Regions from separate parts of the Homo sapiens genome. Here region 1 is linked to region 2. The links are chromatin loops, found by intact Hi-C in ENCODE. Cell type or tissue: thyroid gland. All regions are shown on one strand. Each heading gives the region's core, and the rest is flanking DNA. Links, peaks and the distances in the headings are about the cores only. Region 1 has its middle 18 kb from the start of CCR4. Region 2 holds the start of CNOT10-AS1 (CNOT10 antisense RNA 1).

Region 1 (10,798 bases), core at 2,730-7,729, 200 kb before region 2:
CTGATTATTAATTTGTTTATATTAATAAATAAGTACGGGCCAGGCACGGTGGCTCATTCCTGTAATCCCAGCACTTTGGGAGACGGGCAGGTGGATCACCTGAGATCAGGAGTTTGAGACTAGCCCTGCCAACATGGTGAACCCGTCTTTACTAAAAATACAAAAATTAGCTGGGAGTGGTGGCGGGCGCCTGTAATTTCAGCTACTTTCCTGAGGCTGAGGTAGGAGAATCACTTGAACTCGGAAGGTGGAGGTTGCAGTGAGCTGAGATCACACCGTTGCACTCCAGCCTGGGCAACAAGAGTGAAATTCTGTCTCAAAAAAAAAAAAAACAAAAAACAAAAAACGAGTATGTTAAAGGCCAGAAGAGAGCTGCCTCTTCCATAATCACTAATACCAAAATGTCTCATCACCCAAGGATGCAATTCTTTAGGATATATTCTCTGCACCAACAACCACCTACCCACCTACCTGTATACAAACTATCAAATCCTGTCTCTGGAATAACCAGTTTCCTCCTACTTTTCAGTCAGCCCTGGATGAGATTCTTTCTCCCTCCTGACCTAAGAATCCATCCCTTCTCTGTTAAACACGATTGGAAACACAACATATATAAACACAGGTGCATATATTTGAAGAATATAAACAATTTTAATACTGCCATGTTGTCTACGAAAGGATAATAGGGAAAAGAAAATATCACAGGGAATTTTACTATAGAGAAATAGTTCCCACAGCGTGGTGGTAACTATTTCTGTGTGACATGAGGAGCCACCACCAGGAAGGGAGCTGGAAAGAAATCTCATTCCTGCACCTCTGAGAATCCTTGGGTGGGACCTGTGGAGGCAGGAGGTGGCTGTGGCAACTGGCAGAGACTGCGGAGGCGCACCATGATCTGTTGCTGCCATGTTTTTTTTGGTCTAGCGTAAAAAGAGAAGGAAAAACTGTCAGAAAATAATAGCACTGGCTCGGTGTGGTGGCTCATGCCTGTAATCCCAGCACTTTGGGAGGCCGAGGCGGCCAGATCATTTGAGGTCAGGAGTATGAGACCAGCCTGGCCAACATGGTGAAACTCCATCTCTATTAAAAATACAAAAAATTAGCCGGGCGTGGTGGCATGCCTGTAGTCCTAGCTACTAGGGAGGCTGAGGTATAAGAATCGCTTGGACTCGGGAGGTGGAGGTTGCAGTGAGCCGAGATCGTGCCGCTGCACTCCAGCCTGTGTGACAGAGTGAGACCCTGTCTCAAAAAAGAAAAAAAAGAAAAAAATAATAGCACCATGTTGAGCCAAATAGTGGGGCCATAAACTGCAAAACCCAGGCTTTCAACAAAGAAAAGTGAGCCTGTTTAGAAACAGTAGAAGAAACCCAGGGCCAGCCCCTTAGGATTACTCCTTCCTCAGAGTCCTCGGGTGTCAAATACTGTCTCTCCCATCCCTTGGGAGTAGATATCCTTTTCCTCCCCTCATCCCTCTCCCCCAGCCTCCTTTAGCCCCTGTCATTTCCTGGACACTCCCACATCAACACTCAGCCACTGACCCTGCGTAAATATTAGCACCACAGGGTTAAGGGCTGGGATGTACTAAGCCTTCCTAAGTGCCAGATGTCAGTGTGGAGAGGGAAATGAAATATGAATGGCTGAACATTGTCACTGTGGTTCTCTCACTGCATTTGGACATTTGGACATTCCAAAGAACATTCCAAGATAAGTGATACTTAATGTGAAATTTAGTTTTTAAAAAGCTTTTTTAGAGAGACAGTATCTGTGTCACCCAGGCTGGAGTACAGTGGTGCAATCACAGCTCATTGCAAACTCAAACTTCCTGGGCTCAACTAATCCTCCTGTCTTGGCCTCCCAAAGTTCTGGAATTACAGTAATGAGCCATGTGCCTGGCTGAAACTTAATTTATTTTGATTCAAAATATTTTCAAAGGCCAGGTGCAGTGGCTCACGCCTGTAATCCCAGCACTTTGGGTGGCCAAGGTGGGTGGATCACCTGAGGTCAGGAGTTGGAGACCAGCCTGGCCAACATGGTAAAACCTCATCTCCACTAAAAATAAAAAAATTAGCCGGGCATGGTGGCACATGACTGTAATCCCAGCTACTCAGGAGGCTAAGGCAGGAGAATCACTTGAACCCAGGAGGCAGAGGTTGCATTGAGCCGAGATCGTGCCATTGCACCCCAGCCTGGGCAACAGAGCAAGACTTCGTCTCAAAAAATACGTATTTTTTTCATGTAATATTAATGATACTTAAACAAAATAACTTTTTCTTTCTCTGAAAATATTTATAACTTTATATAACAAAATATCACAAAAATGATAACAGGAACATCTCATCAAACCACAGTGTGTTTCTATGTGTGTGCCTAAGTATACACATACCTTTGAGAACCAAAATCACTTATGTGAACAATATTTACAACACACAACAAGCAGATGTAATCAGTTCGTGTAATAAAATATATCCATGGCACAACAGTTTGTCTCAATTATAAAACCCATCATCTACCATCGTTTTAGGATCCAGGCTCATTTCCTGTATGAGACATGAACACATTGTTAAAAATTCCAAGATGTATTTCTTTGGGTCTCCTGGTTTTATTAAAAAAAGGAAAAGAGATATGTCATTAATTACTGAGTGCTGGTAAATGATCCTACTTGCATATAATTGAGAAGTGGGATCAATTTGGTTAAGGTTCAGTCAAGTTGAATTGTGAGATTTAAGAAAAATGTGAAATTTTTCACATTTCATTATGCAATATCAAAACCTCACTGTAAGAGTTTTTTGTTACTGTTGTAACAAACAACCACTACAAAATTCAGTGGCTTAAAGAACGTTAATTTACCATCTTACAGTCTGGCAGGCAGAAATCAGAAATCAGTTTCTCTGGGTGTTAGTAGGGCTGGTTCCTTCTAGAGGTTCTAGGGAAGAATCTGTTTCCTTGTCTTTTCCAGCTTCCAGTGGCCACCTACATTCCTTGGTTCATGGCCTCTTCCTCCGTCTTTAAAGCCAGCAATGTAGCATCTTCTCTCCTCTCTTAACTCATGCCTTCTTTTTACAAGGACCCTTGTTATTACACCTAACCCAGGTTCCTTTGGAATGTAGAGAAACACATTCACTGGTTCTGGGGATTAGAACATGGACACCCTTGGGGGCCATTATTCTGCCTACCGTATGGGATTCAGTAATGTCACACTGATCTCATCAGAAAATTCTTCCTGGCAAGTGGTCATATTCATGATAACAAATACAAATTTTCTTAAAGTATAATTTTTGCTTGAAAGCTCAAATTTTACCAGTGGCGACAAACATTATCAGTTGTTTCACTTGAAATCACAAGCTTATTTTATTTATTTTCAATAAAATATCTACCAAACACCTTGTTTAAAGAATCATAAAGGGGCCCGGTGCAGTGGCTCATGCCTGTAATCCCAACATTTTGAGAGGCCAAGGCAGGTGGATTGCTTGAGCCCAGGAGTTCAAGGCCAGCCTGGACAACATGGGAAAACTCCATCTCTACAAAAAATACAAAAATTAGCCAGGCGTCGTGGTGCATGCCTGTAGTCCCAGCTACTCAGGAGGCTGAAGAAGGAGGATCACTTGAGCCCTGGAGGCAGAGGCTGCAGTAAGCCAAGATCCCACCACTGTACTCCAGCCTGGGTGACAGAGCCAGACCCTATATCAAAAAAAAAAAAAAAGAAGAATCATATATGGTTTGTCATTTTTTCAAGCAAAATGGAGTTCCATGTGAATTCAAGGGTAGAGATAAAAAAATTACTTTTTCCTACTTTATCAAAGAGATTATTATCATTATTATTATATATATGTATTTTTTTGAGATGGAGTCTTGCTCTGTCGCTGGAGTGCAGTGGCGCGATCTTGGCTCACTGCAAGCTCCGCCTGCTGGGTTCACGCCGTTCTCCTGCCTCAGCCTCCCGAGTAGCTGGGACTACAGGCGCCCGCCACCACGCCCGTCTAATGCTTTGTATTTTTTAGTAGAGAGGGGTTTCACCGTGTTAGCCAGGATGGTCTTGATCTTCAGACCTCGTGATCCACCCGCCTCGGCCTCCCAAAGTGCTGGGATTACAGGCGTGAGCCACCGCTCCCGGCCTATTATCATTATTATTATTACAGACAAAGTCTTGCTCTGTCACCCAGGCTGAAGTGCAGTGGCACAATCATAGCTCACTGTAACCTTGAACTCCTGGGCTCAAAAGATCCTCCTGCCTCAACCTGCCAAATAGCTAAGGACTACAGGTGCGTGCCACCACACCCAGCTAATTTTTTTTTGAATTTATTTTTTATAGAGATGGGGTCTTGCTAGGTTGACCAGGATGGTCTTGAACTCCTGGTCTCAAGTGATTCTCCCGCCTCGGCCTCCCGAAGTTCTGGTATTATAGGTGTGAGCCACCGCACCTGGCCCTGCAAGGACATTATTAAGTGAAACTGGTTCTGGGAGTGCACAGCAGTGAAGAAAGTACATTTTTAAGTTCAGTTTGGTGGTTGTGCCTTGATTTGTCCAAAGATCCTCAGTGGTTTTGCCCGCCATCAGAGCAAATATCAACAGAGTGAAAAAGATAAAGTTATAGTATTATTAGGAATACAGTTTTGATATCATGGATACTCAGGAAGGGATCTCAGGGACCTCTTTCCCCCCATTCCCCCCAGGATCCATAGACCACACTTTGAAAATTGCTGTTTTAGGGAAATGAAACCTGCCAGCAGATGGCAGCAGGTACAGCAGCATTTTCCAATTTATATTGACCAGTATTTAGAAAATTGATTTCATGATAAATTTACAATTTTGCCTTTAAAACTCACAGACAACATTTCATTTCAGAAAATATTTTTAACTATATAAAAGAATTCCACAAAATAAATGCTACTTCAGCTCACAACTTAAATTATCCAAGAACTTTTTCTTTTCTTTTTTCTTTTTTTTTTTTTGAGACAAGAGTCTCGCTCTGTCACCCAGGCTGGAATGCAGTGGTGCGATCTTGGCTCACTGCAACCAACCTCCACCTCCCAGGTTCAAGCGATTCTCCTGCCCCAGCCTCCCAAGTAGCTGGGATTACAGGCACGCGCCACTACGCCCAGCTAATTTTTGTATTTTTAGCAGAGACAGGGTTTCACTATGTTGGTCAGGCTGGTCTCGAACTCTTGACCTCGTGATCCGCCTGCCTCGGCCTCCCAAAGTGCTGGGATTACAGACGTGAGCCACCGTGCCCAGCCTATCCAAGAACTTTTTCTTTCTCCCTTTCTTCCTTTCTTCCTTCCTTCCTTTCTTTTCTTTCTTTCTTTTTTTTTTTCAGAGTCTTGCTCTGTCACCCAGGCTGGAGTGCAGTGGTGCTTTCTTTCATGGCTTATTGCAGCCTTGACCTCCCAGGCTCAAGCAATTCCCCGACCTTTGACTCCCAAGTAGCTGGGACTACAGGCACATGCCACCATGCACAGCTAATTTCTTTTATTTTTGGTAGAGATAGGGTCTCACTAAGTTGCCCAGGCTGGTCTTAAACTCCTGGCCTCAAGCAATCCTCCCACTTTGTCCTCCCAAAGTGGTGAGATTACAGGTGTGAGCCACTGCACCAGGCCCCAATAACTTTTTCTTGAGACAACCATCATATTTCAGCGCAGTCAGGACATCACAGCTGCAGGTTCTGCATCCTCAAATTCAACCAAGAAAGAATGGAAAATATTTGAGAAAAAAATTTACAAATTAAAAATAAGCTAGGGGCAGTGGCTCACGCCTGTAATCCCAACACTTTGGGAGGCCGAAATGTGAGGATTGCTTTGGGAGGCTGAGGTGGGAGGATTGCTTGATGATGATAGGACTGTATACCTCGAAAACCCTAAAGACTTATGCAAAAGGCTCCTAGATCTAATAAATTCAATAAAGTCTCAGTTTACAAAATTAATGTACACAAATCAGTAGCACTACTGTATGCCAACGATGACCAAACTGAGAATCAAATCAAGAATTCAATCCCTTTTATAACAACTGAAAAAAAAAAAAAAAAAAAACCCAAAAACAATACCCTAGGAGTGTACTTAATCAAGGGAGGTGAAAGATCTCTACAAGGAAAACTACAAAACATGCTGAAAGAAATCATAGATGACACACAAAAAAATGGAAACATATGCCATGTTCATGGATGGGAAGGTAATATTGTGAAAATGACCATACTACCCAAAGCAAACTACAGATTTTATGCTATTCCTAACAAAATATCATCATCATTTCTCACAGAACTAGAAAAACAACCCTAAAGTTCGCATGAAACCAAAGAAGAGCCTGCATAGCCAAAGCAATCCTAAGCAAAAAGAACAAATGTGGAGGCATCACATTACTGGACTTCAAATTATACTACAAGACTGTAGACTACAGTACTGTAGTACCAGTACTACTGGGACTAGTATAAAAATAGGCACTTAGACCAATGGAACAGAATAGAGAACCCAGAAATAAAACCAAATACTTACAGCCAATTGATCTTCAACAAACCATACAAAAACATAAATTGGAGAAAGGATACCCTATTCAATAAATGGTGCTGGAAGGCCAGGCATGGTGAGTCATGCCTGTAACCCCAGCACTTTGATTACAGGCCGAGGTGGGCAGATCACAAGGTCAGGAGTTTGAGACCAGCCTAGCCAACATGGTGAAACCCCATCTCTACTAAAAACACAAAACTTAGCCAGGTATGGTGGTGGGCACCTGTAATCCCAGCTACTTGGGAGGCTGAGGCAGGAGAATTGCTTGAACCCGGGAGGCAGAGGTTGCAGTGAACCGAGATCGCGCCACTGCACTCTAGCCTGGGTGACAGAGCAAGACTCCATCTCTAAAATAAATAAATAAATAAATAAATAAATAAATAAATAAATAATGGTGCTGGGAAAACTGACAAGCCACATATAAAAGACTGAAACTGGAGGCCAGGCGCAGTGGCTCACACCTGTAATCCTAGCACTTTGGGAGGCTGAGGTGGGTGGATCGTGAGGTCAGGAGTTCAAGACCAGCCTGGCCAAGATGGTGAAATCCCAGCTCTACTAAAAAAATACAAAAAATCAGCTGGGCCCAGTGGCAGGTGCTTGTAATCTCAGTTATTTGGGACGCTGAGGCAGGAAAATCGCTTGAACTTGGAGGGTGGAGGTTGCAGTGAGCTGAGATCGTGCCACTGCACTCCAGCCTGGGCAACAGAGTGAGACTCCATCTCAAAAAAAAAAAAAAAAAAAGAGTGAAACTGGATCTCCATCTCTCGCCCTATACAAAAATCAACTCAAGATGTATAAAGACTTAAATCTAAGACCTGAAACCATAAAAATTCTGGAATATAACATTGGAAAACTTTTCTGGACATTGGCCTAGGCAAAGAATTCATGACTAACACCCCAAAAGCAAATGTGACAAAACCAAAAATAAATAAATGGGACCTATATTAATCCGTTTTCACACTGCTGATAAAGACATACCTAAGATAGAGCAATTTACAAAAGAAAGAGGTTTAATTGGACTTACAGTTCCACATGGCTGGGGAAGCCTAACAATTATGGCTGAAGGCAAGGAGGAGCAAGTCACGTCTTACATGAATGACAGCAGGCAAAAAGAGAGAGCTTGTGCAGGGGAACTCCTCTTTTTAAAACCATGAGATCTCATGACACTTATTCACTGTCATGAGAACAGCACAGGAAAGACTTGCCACCATGATTCAATTATCTCCCACAGGAATTCAAGATGAGATTTGGGTGGGGACACAGCCAAACCATATCATCCTGCCCCTGGCCCCTCCCAAATCTCATCTCCTCACATTTCAAAACCAATCGTGCCTTCCCAATAGTCCCCCAAATCTTAACTCATTTCAGCATTAACTCAACAATCCACAGTCCAAAGTCTCATCCGAGACAAGGCAAGTCTCTTCCACCTATGAGCTTGTAAAATCAAAAGCAGGTTAGTTACTTCCTAGATACAGTCAAGGTACAGACATTGGGTAAATACAGCCATTCCAAATGGGAGAAGTTGGGCAAAACAAAGGGGCTACAGGTCCCATGCAAGTCCAAAATCCAGTGGGGCAGTCAAATCTTAAATCTCCAAAATGATCTCCCTTGTCACCACGTCTCACATCCAGGTCATGCTGATGCAAGATGTGGGTTCCCATGGTCTTCAGCAGCTCCGCCCCTGTGACTCTGCGGGGTACAGACTGTCTCCCAGCTGCTTTCCTGGGTTGGCATTGAGTGTCTGTGGCTTTTCCAGGCGCATGGTGCAAGCTGTCAGTGGATCTACCATTCTGGGGTCTTGAGGACCCTGGGGACTGGTGGCCCTCTTCTCACAGCTCCACTAGGTGGTACCCCAGTAGGGATTCTGTGTGGGGACTCTGACCCCACATTTCCCTTCCACACTGCCCTAGCAGAGGTTCTCCATGAGAGGCCCACCCCTGCAGCAAACTTCTGCGTGGACATACAGGCATTTCCATACATTTTCTGAAATCTAGGCAGAGGTTCCCAAACCTCAGTTCTTGACTTCTGTGCACTCAACACCACATGGAGGTTGCCAAGGGTGGGGCTTATACCCTCTAAAGCCATGGCCTGAGATCCACATTGGCCCCTTTCAGCCACAGCTGGAATGGCTGGGACATAGGGCACCAAGTCCCTAGGCTGCACACAGCACAGGGACCTTAGGCCCAGCCCACAAAACCATCCTTTCCTCCTAGGCCTCTGGGCCTCTGATGGGAGGGACTGCCATGAAGACCTCTGACATGCCCTGGAGACATTTTCCCCATTGTCTTGGGGATTAACATTTGGTTCCTCGTTACTTATGCAAATTTATGCAGCCTTGAGTTTCTTCGCAGTATATGGGATTTTCTTTTCTATCGGATTGTCAGACTGCAAATTTTCTGAACTTTTATGCTCTGTTTCCCTTATAAAACTGAATGCCTTTAATAGCACCCAAGTCACCTCTTGTATGCCTTGCTGCTTAGAAATTTCTTCTGCCAGATACCCTCAATAATCTCTCTCAAGTTCAAAGTTCCACAAATCTCTAGGGCAGAGGCAAAATATTGCCAGTCTCTTTGCTAAAACATAACAAGAGTCACCTTTGCTCCAGTTCCCAAAATTTCCTCATCTCCATCTGAGACCACCTTAGCCTGGATTTCATTGTCCACATCATTATCAGCATTTTGGTCAAAGTCATTCAACAAGTCTTTAGGGAGTTGCAAACATTCCTACATTTTCCTCTCTTCTGAGTCCTCCAAACTGTTCCAATCTCTGCCTGTTACCCAGTTCCAAAGTCATTTCCACATTTTTGGGTATCTACTCAGCAACACCCCACTCTACTGGTACCAATTTACTGTATTAGTCTATTAGTACAGGCTGCTGATAAAGACATACCTGAGACAGGGCAATTTACAAAAGAAAGAGGTGGCCGGGCGCAGTGGCTCACGCCTGTGATCCCAGGACTTTGGGAGGCCGAGGTGGGTGGATCACGAGGTCAGGAGATTGAGACCATCCTGGCTAACATGGTGAAACCCTGTCTCCACTAAAAATACAAAAAAAAAAAAAAAAAAAAATCAGCCAGGCATGCTGGTTGGTGCCTGTAGTCCCAGCTACTTGGGAGGCTGAGGCAGGAGAATGGCATGAACCCAGGAGGCGGAGCTTGCAGTGAGCCTAGATTGCGCCACTGCACTCCAGCCTGGATGACACAGTGAGACTCCATCTTAAAAAGAAAAAAAAAAAGAAAGAGGTTTAATTGGACTTATAGTTCCACATGGCTGGGGAAGCCTCACAATCATGACAGAAGGCAAGGAGGAGCAAGTCATGTCTTATGTGGATGGTAGCAGGGATAAGAGAGAGATCAGATCTCGCCGTATGCAGTGGCTCACACCTGTAGTCCCAGCACTTTGGGAGGCCGAGGCGAACAGCCTCCCAAAGGTCAAGAGATCGAGACAATACTGGCCAACATGGTGAAACCCCATCTCTACTAAAAATACAAAAATTAGCTGGTGGGGGTGGTGTGCGCCTGAAGTTCCAGCTACTCTGGAGGCTGAGGCAGGAGAATCGCTTGAAACCAGGAGGCAGAGGTTGCAGTGAGCTGAGATCGTGCCACTGTACTCCAGCCTGGCAACAGAGTGAGACTCTGTCTTAAAAAAAAAAAAAAAAAAAAAAAAAAAGTCAGATCTCATGAGACTTATTCACTATCCTGAGAACAGCATGGGAAAGACTTGCCCCCCATGATTCAATTATCTCCCACTGGGTCCCTCCTACAACATGTGGGAATTCAAGATGAGATTTGGGTGGGAACATAGCCAAACCATATCAGGACCTAACTAAACTAAAGAGCTTCTACACAACAAAAGAAATAATTAACAGAGTAAACAGACAACCCACAGAGTGGTAGAAAATATTTGCAAACTATGTATCTGACAAAGGATTCGTATCCAGAATCTACAAGGAACTCAAACAAATCAACAAGGAAAAAAACAAATAATCCCATCAAAAAGTGGGCAAAGGCCATGAACAGTCATTTCTCAAAAGAAGATATACAGCCAACAAACATATGAAAAAATGCTCAACATCACTAATCATTAGGGAAATGCAAATTAAAACCGTAATGAGATACCACCTTACTCCTACAAGAATGGCCATAATTAAAAGTCAAAAAACAATAGATGTTGGCATGGAGGTGGTGAAGAGGGAACACATTTACACTGCTAGTAAGAATATAAATTAATACGACCTCAAAGGAAAATAGTATGGAGATTCCTTTAAAAAACTAAAAGCAGGATCTACCATTTGATCCAGCAATT
Region 2 (10,798 bases), core at 3,619-8,618:
TGGATCACCTGCGGTCAGGAGTTCGAGACTAGCCTGACCAACATGGTGAAACCCCACCTCTACTAAAAATATAAAAAATTAGCTGGGCATGGTGGCGTATGCCTGTAATTCCAGCTACTTGGGAGGCTGAGGCAGGAGAACTGCTTGAACTCAGGAGGCGGATGTTGCAGTGAGCCAAGACACACCATTGCACTCCAGCCTGGGGAACAAGGGCAAAAATCTATCTCAAAAAAAAAAAAAAAAAAAGATTAGTATTCATTCAAGTAAACTTGTAAAACTTAAATCAAGTTTGAAAAACTGTTTCAAATGTCTTCTTCATTAAGGATTCCCTTTAAATGTGTATAACCATATTCACTGCAGCATTATTTGTAACAGCAAAAGCTGAAAACATTATAAACAGCTCAATAAAAAGCAATGTTAGATAAATTAGATCATATCCACAAAATGCAACTCTAGGCACCCATGAGAAAGAGTGAAACAAAGGTTTGTGCTGATATGGGAACAAAGTAAGGTACAGAGCAGTTTACAGACTACAAAATTACTGGTAAAGGACAGATGCGGTGGCTCACGCCTATGATCTCAGCACTGTGGGAGGCTGAGGCGGGCAGATCACTTGAGCTCAGGAGTTTGAGACCGGCCTGACCAACATGGTGACACCCCATCTCTACCAAAAATACAAAAATTAGCCGGGTGTGGTGGCACATGCCTGTAATCTCAGCTACTCAGGAGGCTGAGGCATGAGAGTCGCTTGCACCTGGGAGGCGGAGGTTGCAGTGAGCTGAGTTCCTTCCATTGCACTCCAGCCTGGGCAACACAGCAAGACTGTCTCAGAACAACGGCAACAATGACAACACACCAAAACAAAACAAAAAGCTATACCACATGAAAAGAAGTTCATTAGAGAAATGCAAATAAAAATCACAATGAGATAGCACTACACATCTTACTTCCCTATTAGAATGAGTAAAGTAAAAAGTGCCTATAACAGGCCAGGTGCTGGGATGCCTGTAATCCCAGCACTTTGGGAGGCCGGGGTCGGTGGATCACGAGGTCAAGAGACTATCCTGGCCAACATGGTGAAACCCCGTCTCTACTAAAAATACAAAAATTAGCTGGACGTGGTGGTACACATCTGTAGTCCTAGCTACTCGGGAGGCTGAGGCAGGAGAACTGCTTGAACCCAGGAGGCGGAGGTTGCAGTGAGCCGAGGTCATGCCATTGCACTCCAGCCTGGCAAAAAAATAAAATAAAATAAAATAAAAAATAAAATAAAAACCTACAACACACACAAATATCAAAACAAGTATGTGATGAAAAAATAAATTTTTTTAAAAAAGAAAATAAGAAATATTGTGGTAAAGAAACTGGATCACTCATACATCACTGGTGGGAATGTAAAATGGTATAGTCACTCTGTTAAAAGAGTTTGGCAGTTTCTTTTCTTCTGTTTTTTTTTTTTTTTGAGACGGAGTCTCGCTCTGTCGCCCAGGCTGGGGGGCAGTGGCACGATTTCGGCTCACCACAACCTCTGCCTCCTGGGTTCAAACGATTCTCCTGCCTCAGCCTCCAGAGTAGCTGGGACTACAGGTGCACGCCACCATGCCTGGCTAATTTTTTGTATTTTTAGTATAGACAGGGTTTCACTATGTTGGCCAGGCTGGTCTTGAACTCCTGACCTCGTGATCCGCTCGCCTCGGCCGCCCTAAGTGCTGGGATTACAGACGTGAGCCACCACGCCTGGCCTTGGCAGTTTCTTAAAATATTAGACATGTAACTCCCCTACTATGCAGCACTGTTGGACGTTCATCCTGAGAGACAAAGATTTATGTGCACATAAATACCTGTGAATATTTCTAGCAGCTTTATTTGTAACAGCCCCAAACTGGAATGGAATAAAGCTAGATGTCCTACAAAAGGTGAATGATTAAACTGAGGTACAATCATACCATGGAATAATACTCACCAATAAAAAGGAACAACAATTGATTTACTCAGCAAACTTAAATGAATTTTCCAAGAATTATACTGAATGAAAAAAATCAATCCCAAAAGGTTACATGCTGTATGATTCCATTTATATAACATTTTTGAAAGACAAAATTATAGAAATTAAAAAGAGATTAGTCGTAACCAAGGGTTAAATAAGGGGCAGGAGCAGGAGTGGAAGTGGGTATGGCTATAAGAGGGCAATATGAGGGATCTTTCGTAGTAATAAAAATGTTCTGGGTTAGGCACGGTGGCTCACAACTATAATCCCAGTGCTTTGGGAGGCCAAGGTGGGAGGATTGCTTGAGGCCAGAAGTTTGAGATCAGCTTGGGCAGGACATCAAGACCCCACACCTACACAAATTTTTTTTTTTTTTTTTTTTAAGACGGAGTCTCGCTCTGTCGTCCAGGCTGGAGTGCAGTGGTGCGATCTCGGCTTATTGCAAGCTCCGTCTCCCAGGTTCACGCCATTCTCCTGGCTCAGCCTCCCGCGTAGCTGGGACTACAGGCGCCCGCCACCACGCCCGGCTAATTTTTTGTATTTTTAATAGAGACAGGGTTTCACCGTGTTAGCTAGGATGGTCTCGATCTCCTGACCTTGTGATCCACCCGCCTCGGCCTCCCAAAGTGCTGGGATTGCAGGCATGAGCCACCGCGCCCAGCCACAAAATTTTAAAAAAATTTTAAGAAATTGAATGTAATGAAAATATTGTAAAACAAAAAAAGTTCTGTATCTTTACTGTATCAATGTCAATATCTTGACTGTGATATTGTACTAAAGTTCTTTTTTTGTTTTGAGACAGAGTCTGTTGTCTAGGCAATAGCACGATCTTGGCTCACTGCAACCTCCCTCCGCCTCCCCGGTTGAAGCGATTCCCCTGCTTCAGCCTCTCGAATAGCTGGGACTACAGGCACACGCCACCACACTCAGCTAATTTTTGTATTTTTAGTAGAGATGGGGTTTCACCATATTGGTCAGGCTAGTCTTGAACTCCTGACCTCGTGATCCGCCCACCTCGGCCTCCCAAAGGGCTGGGATTACAGGCATGAGCCACCGCACCCAGCATGTACTAAAGTTCTGTAAGAAGTTGCCTTTGAGAAAACTGGGTAGAGGGTAGATGAGGTCTCTGTATTATTTTTTATTTTTAGAGACAGAGCCTCGATCTGTCATCCTTGCTGGAGTTTGATGGTACAATCACAGCTTACTGCAGCCATGACCTCCAGGGCTTAAAGTGATCCTCCCACCTCAGCCTGCCAGCTACCTGGAACCACAGGCATGCAACATCACGCCCAGATAATTTTTTTTCTTTTTTTCTTTCGAGACGGAGTTTCACTCTTGTTGCCCAGGCTGGAGTGCAACGGCGCGGTCTTGGCTTACTGCAACTTCTGCCTCCTGGGCTCAAGTGATTCTCCAGCCTCAGCCTCCCAAGTAGCTGGAATTACAGGCACCCGCCACCACACCTGGCCAACTTTTGTATTTTTAGGAGAGATGGGGTTTCACCATGTTGGCTAGGCTGATCTCGAACTCCTGACCTCAGCTGATCTGCCTGCCTCTGCAGCCCACCAATGTGCTGGGATCACAGGCATGAGCCACTGCACCTGGCCTAATTTTTTGATTTTTTTAGAGACAGGGTCTCACCATGTTGCCCAGGTATCTGTATTACTTTTTAGACTATTATGTGAATCTACAATCGTCTCTAAATGAAGTTTAATTTTGAAAAAAAAGACACTATGGAGTGAAATAAACAAATAAAACATAACTGTTTGTGGAAGGAAGTCACAGCAGGCTTAAAGGGAACTGTGTAGAAAAGGACCTTTATCTAAAAATCAGTGACCAGCATAAGAAGTTAAAAAAAGAGCAAAATAAACCAGAGTTAGTAGAAGAATAAAATAAAGAGCAGAAACGAAATAGAAAACAGAAAATGAAGTAGAAGTCTATTCTCTGAAAACATCAATCCAATATGTAAATTGCTAGCAGGATTGCTTAGGGAAGAAAGGAGAGAAAGCAAGAGATCCCACAAATATCACAAATGAAAACTGGCCGGGCGCAGTGGCTCATGCCTGTAATCCCAAAACTTTGGGAGGCTGAGGCGGGTGGATCACCTGAGGTCAGGAGTTCGAGACCAGCCTGGCTAACATGGTAAAACCCCGTCTCTACTAAAAACACAAAAATTTAGCCAGGCGTGCTAGCAGGCACCTGTAATCCCAGCTTCTTAGGAAGCTGAGGCAGGAGAATCGCCTGAAACTGGTAGGCAGAGGTTGCAGTGAGCCGAGATCATACCACTGCACTCCACCCTGGGACAGAGAGTAAAACTCCAACTCAAAAAAAAAAAAAAGAAAGAAAATAGAGGTATAACTGCAGATTCTACAGACATTAAAAAGGTAAAAAAAATATTATGAACAATGTTATGCCAATAAATTTGACAACTTAGAAAATTCCTTGAAAAATAAAACTTAACCAAACTGAGATAAGATGAAATACAGGCCGGATGCTGTGGCTCACGCCTGTAAACCCAGCACTTTGGGAGGCCGAGGTGGGTGGATCACGACGTCAGGAGATCGAGACCATCCTGGCTAACACGGTGAAACCCTGTCTCTACTAAAAATACAAAAAATTAGCCCTGTGTGGTGGCAGGCGCCTGTAGTCCCAGCTACTCGGGAGGTTGAGGCAGGAGAATGGTGTGAACCCAGGAGGCGGAGCTTGCAGTGAGCCGAGATCGCGCCACTGCACTCCAGCCTGGGAGACAGAGCGAGAATCCATCTCAAAAAAAAAAAAAAAGAAATATAAAATCTGAAAAAAGTGTTGTTGAACAAGTTGAATTCATTATCAAAAATCTTCCTGCAAAGAAAATCCTAGGCTAGATGGTTTCACTGGTGCATTCTATCAAATACTTAAGGAAGAAGTAATACCTGTCCTTTTTATTAGTTCAGGGCTACATGTGCAGGTTTGTTATATGGTAAACTTGTGTCATGGGGGTTTGTTGTACAGATTATTTTGTCACCCAGGTACTAAGCCTAGTACCCAATAGTTATTTTTTCTGATCCTCTACCACCCTCCACCCTCCAGGAGGCCTTAGCGCCCGTTGTTCCCCTCTTTGTGTCCATGAGTAATACCTATCTTACACAGACTCTTGCAGAAAACAGAGGAAGATGAAGCACTTCTCAACTCATTTATATGGTCAGCATAATCCTGAAACCAAATCTGACAAAATCATTTCTAGGAAAGAAAAGTATGGACCAATCTTCCTCACGGATATAGAAGCACTTATTCCCAACAAAGTATTAACAAATCAAATCTAAAAATTTATACAAAAGAAAATACATTCTGACCAAGTAGGGTTTATCACAAGATTGAAAGATTGGTTTAACATTTGATCAGTGTAATTCATCATATTAACAGTATCAACAAGATAAAAAAGAATGTGTTCTTTTTTTTTTTGAGACAGAGTTGCTCAGGCTAGAGTGCAGTGGCACACTCACTGCAACCTCCGCCTCCCGGGTTCAAGCAATTCTCCTGCCTCAGCCTCCCAAGTAACTGGGATTACAGGCGCCTGCCACCACGCCCGGTTAATTTTTGTATTTTTAGTACAGACAGGGTTTCACTATCTTGGCCAGGCTGGTCTCGAACTCCTGACCTAGTGATCCACCAGCCTCGGCCTCCCAAAGTGCTGGGATTAGAGGTATGAGCCACTGTGCCCAGCCATGAATATGTTCATTTCAATAGATGCAATGCTAATTTTGTTTAGATACTCACTTTAAGTTTTCTAATTCCTGTTTTCTCAATGGAGAAGAAGGTGGAGCTGGAATGAATTTATCTCCATCATGGCTTTTACTGCTAAAATAGAGGTAAGAGTCTTAATTATGAAGAGCAACAAATAAATAATTAAACGTAAAATTTTGTTTCCCTGTCCTTACTCCCAACTTTTTTTTTGAGACAGAGTTTTGCTCGTCGCTCAGGATGGAGTGCAATTGCACGATCTCAACTCACTGCAACCTCTGCCTCCCAGGTTTGAGTGATTCTCCCGCCTCAGCCTCCCAAGTAGCTGGGATTACAGGCGCACACCACCACGCCCAGCTAATTTTTTGTATTTTTAGTAGAAACGGGGTTTCACCATGTTAGCAAGGCTGGTCTCGAACTCCCGACCTCAGGTGATCCACCTGCCTTGGCCTCCCAAAGTGCTAGGATTTACAGAGGTGTCTCACCTCGCCCGGCCTCCCATGTAACTTTTTACAACAAAAGTGTAAAAGAGTTAAACAATGGAAATACTTAGTAATTTGGTAACACTAACATGTTAAAGCTATATTGTATATTAGTTTCTTCCCCCACTGCCCCCACCCCTCCAATACTGCTTTAAAAAATCTCTAACTGAAAACAGTATCTTTACTACAAAAGGGAAATAACTGAATATTTTCGCGCATTTCTCATTATTCTAATTACCCTGACCCCTCAACCCCTGCCTTTTCTTGAGACTGGGTTTTTGAGACTGTTGCCCAGGCTGGAGTGCAGTGTGGCATGATCATAGCTCACTGCAGCTTCAAACTCCTGGGCTCAGGCGATCCTCCTACACCAGCCTCCCAAGTAGCTGGTACTAATGGTGCCTGGCACCACACTCAACTAATTTTTTTATTTCTTGTAGAGATGGGGTCTCATTATGTTGGACAGGCTAGCTTCGAACTCCTAGCTTCAAGCAATCCTTCAGCCTTGGTCTCCCTTAGCACTGGGATTACAGGTGTGAGCCACCATGCCTGGCCCAAATTTTCTATAGTAAATATGTATTGATTGCTATTATAATCAAGAAAAAATGCTGGGATGGGAGATGTAAGTTTAACGATGCCATGTATAAAAAGCAGAATTTCCAGCTGGGTGTAGTGGCTCATGCCTGCAATCTCAGCACTCTGGGAGGCCGAGGAGGGAGGATCACTTGAGGTAAGGAGTTCAAGACCATCCTGGACAACATGGCAAAACCCTATCTCTACTAAAAATACAAAAATTAGCCGGGCATAGTGGCGCTGGGCCTATAATCCCAGCTATTTAGGGGGTTGAGGCAGGAGAATCGCTTGAGCCTGTGAGGTGGAGGTTGCAGTGAGTTGAGATCGTGCCACTGCTTTCCAGCCTGGGTGACAGAGGGAGACTCTGTCTCAAAAACAAACAAACAAACAAAAAACAAAACAAAAAGAAAACAAAAGAAAAGAAAGAAAGAAAAAAGCTGAATTCCCTATATATAATGGTATGTGTTTTGTCCTTACCAAAAGTTCTCCCAATTTCTATAGTCACATAATTTTTATTTACTTATTTTTAATTTTTTTGAAGAGATGGGGTCTTGCTATGCTGCCCAGACTAGACTTGAACTCTTGGCCTCCTCCAGCACCCTGCCTAGATTTGCATAATTTTGAATTTATACTAGAAAACCAGAAATATACAAAAATATTCTGGAGGTTAGTGATTATAGTATATTAAGAGGATAGACAGAGGATAATAAGAAATAAGCAGCTTTAGGAGTCAAGTGTTTATTTTAATAAATTTTCTGTTTTTTTGAGATGGAGTCTCATTCTGTCACCAGGCTGGATGGAGTGCAGTGGCATGATCGTGGCTCACTGCAACCTCTGCCTCCCGGGTTCAAGTAATTCTCTTGCCTCAGCTTTCCCAGTAGTGGGGATTATAGGTGCCCACCACCACGCCCAGCTAATTTTTGTATTTTTAGTAGAGACGGGGTTTCACCATGTTGGCCAGCTGGTCTTGAACTCCTAACCTCAAGTGATCTACCCATCTTGGCCTCCCAAAGTGCTGGGATTACAGGCGTGAGCCCCCACACCTGGCCAAATTTTTTTTAAAGCTGTCTGACAACAGGACTTCTTACAAATATCCCTCTTGTCAATGAAAAGCTGCTACTTTCTTTTTTGAGATGAAGTCTCACTCTGTCGCCAAAGCTGGAGTGCAGTGGCACAATCTCGGCTCGCTGCAACCTCTGCCTCCTGGGTTCAAGCAATTTTCTTGCCTCAGCCTTTTACAGGCAGGCATGAGCCACTGCGTCCGGCCAAAGCTGCTACTTTCTACTTTTCTTTTTCAAGGATCTCTCCTAACTTAGCCTTCACCTTATTTCTCTCTTCCAGAAAGACTCAGAAACATAAATACTTTCCTTTCTTGTTACGCAAAACAGAATTTCAGAAATTCAGGTTGAAGATTTTAGGAATTTACTTAAAGAACAAAGGGTTTACTAAAGAAGTCCTGAAAGGATTTTGCCAAAGGAGGTCACAAGGATTAGAATACCTGCAAGTTTCACTGCTTTCGCTGCTCTCTGTGTTCCCACCTAATTGATTACTATTTTTAGCCCCATTTTCCTGCTTTGGATCTTGCTGTTCTTCAGGTAGCAGCAACAAGGCATTTCTGAGACATATGGCTGCAAACTCCATACTGGCTACAGGAATGGCCGAAGACTGCCCATCACTTAAAAGAACAAAACCAAATTAGCTAAGTGGATAAAATATTTTAAAATAAGGCTCTTTTATTATGAGGAATAAAACCAATTGATTATAAATGAAAGCTATGCCTTTTGATAGGTAGAAATTTTAATATAAGCAGTTATAAAAGCATGCTAAAGAACCCAAATCCTAAGTATAGGTTGTAAATAGTATAAATAATGGATTGCAAGTATATAAATTACATACACTGTGTCTCTAGGAATGAGACCAAGGAGAAGAGATAATTTGATGTATATCACAATGTTAATGTTAACATACTAGAGAAACTGCAGACAAGGGCAACTGTAATGAGGGCAAGGAGAGGTATACTAAGAATGGGACGAAAGGGAAGAAAACAGATTTTCACGTTTGAGCCTTACTTTGGTTGATCCTTGCTTTCAAAAATGCCTCTATACACTTTGAAACACCAACATTACTTTTTGTCTTATAATTTCATTGACATTTTATACAACTTTCTGTTGGTTTGATATACCCAAAGAGAATCTTTACTAGAGAAAAATAAAATTTTGAAAAGTAGTAACAACTTTGAAATTGCTTTAAAACTTTGAAATGCTTTATCATAATAGTTTTAAAAAATATTCTTGCATTATAGTTTAACTAAATTAAGACTAAATTATTGTGTATCAGATATTTTTTAAACTGTGGAAAAACTTTTAAATGGTAGAGAACAATTTTCTTCTTTGACAAAAACAAATTAAGGCAGCTAATTATTTGCAAAGTTTGCCACTTTACAAATAATGGCAATTCCAAATTGTCAAATGAAGATTATACATGTGACAGCTTCTATACTGCTTTGGTTGCTTTATGTTTTAATACACCTTTTTTCTCTGAATAGTAAGAATTCCCTTTCATGTATTTTCAGTCCTAGGGACTATAAGAAAATACCCAAATGAAAAGTATCAATGATAACCAAAAGTACATAAAAAGGAAATACCAAGATGCCCTCTTCTGGACATTCTTAATAATGGCACTGAACAGACTAGGGTTTCCTAGGCCATCAATAATTGCAGCACCCATGGATGTAATAAACCAAAATCATGTTAGATAACATTCACTATGGACCTATACATGAGGGTCTGTTTGTTGAAATAGCAATAAAATCTAGTTACAAAGTGGTTCCTCCTATGCAATGATAAATCCTAATCATACTTTTATATATAAGTAACATTATGTAAACTAGTATTAAATATATATACACTTTTTCTTTGCAAAATACTTACTTATAAACAGTATTCTGTATAGACTGTGATGCCAAAACTATTTTACGATGATAGCCTTGACCAACAATAGACTGTACAATTCCTTTTTTGCTGGGAAGGCCTTTAGTTTCTTGTTCAGAAGTCTACAAAATACAAATAATTTCCAATAAATTTAAGGGAATTGTAAGATGTGGTATAAAAAATGAGGGAATATCTCTCACAATTACTCTAAATTTAAGAAAGTTCTTAAAGTCAATGAGGACTTTTTTTGGTGATAATGGAAACATGTTTGGTATTAGTGGAAAAAGTATATAAGGCTGAAAATCTGGGATATGTGCTACATTTTGTTTACATGAGATTGGAGAAAATTCTACGAACAAAATCCAATTCAATTATGTCCCAATAATTTATTTAGAATCATTTACTTAGAATATTCTAGACCTCCAGTACCATGCTACATGTTACAGGTACTTTGACATCAGAGTAAGGAAAATAAGAGAGCCCAAAATAGTGTAAAAGAAAAAGGAAGTCGCTCCACTTCCTAAACACAGATCATTTCCTTCTTAATTCAAAGTATTAATTACATTGTCAACAATATATAAACTTTAATAAGCTGTACGTGGTAAAAATTTACATGGACACAATACTTGCCTTCTAGGAAATTAAAATCCCCAAACCAAATGAATAAACATTAAACTGAAAATAATAAAAGCTACTTACACATACATAGTACTTTAGGATATTTGATTAAGATGTATTATCTCACTACAGAGCTCACAGTGATAATTTGATTAATGATCCCCCTTCATTCTAAGTCTCTAATTTGGTTGGGTGCAGTGGTTCATGCCCGTAATCCCAGCCCTTTGGGAAGCTAAGGCAGGAGGATCACTTGAAACCAGGAGTGTGAGACCAGCCTGGGCAACATAGTGAGACCCCCCTGTATCTACCTTTTTTTTTTTCCTTTCTTTTTTTTCTTTTTTAAGACAAGGTCTGGCTCTGTTGCCCAGGATGGAGTACAGTGGCATGATCTCGGCTCACTGCAACTTCGGCCTCCTGGGCTCAAGTGATCCTCCTGCTTCAGCCTCCCAAGTAGCTGGGACTACAGGTACAGGTGTGTGCCACCATGACTGGCT

What was found. Hi-C counts contacts between places; a loop is a spot of excess contacts. Peaks named below come from ENCODE experiments on the same cell type or tissue, not always from the same donor. Only the 100,000 strongest peaks of a DNase experiment are listed, where the experiment ranks them.
Region 1: it touches region 2 in a loop (5-fold over the local background); 76 of 110 quality-filtered maps call a loop at or near these places.

What each region holds. Positions count from the first base shown.
Region 1 is chr3:32,928,265-32,939,062 of GRCh38, reverse strand. No RefSeq gene overlaps it. Among named protein-coding and RNA genes, the nearest start is that of CCR4, 18 kb to the left of the region's middle. RefSeq lists a silencer at 2,074-2,271. In thyroid gland, for the core only: a CTCF peak has its summit at 4,718 (motif pointing right); no DNase peak of the experiment used is centred there.
Region 2 is chr3:32,732,433-32,743,230 of GRCh38, reverse strand. CNOT10 (CCR4-NOT transcription complex subunit 10) reads right to left here. Exons shown (of 19, transcript NM_015442.3): 11 at 9,687-9,808; 12 at 8,255-8,431; 13 at 5,741-5,821. CNOT10-AS1 (CNOT10 antisense RNA 1) reads left to right here and starts at 5,774. Exons shown (of 2, transcript NR_046718.1): 1 at 5,774-5,832. In thyroid gland, for the core only: no CTCF peak of the experiment used is centred there; no DNase peak of the experiment used is centred there.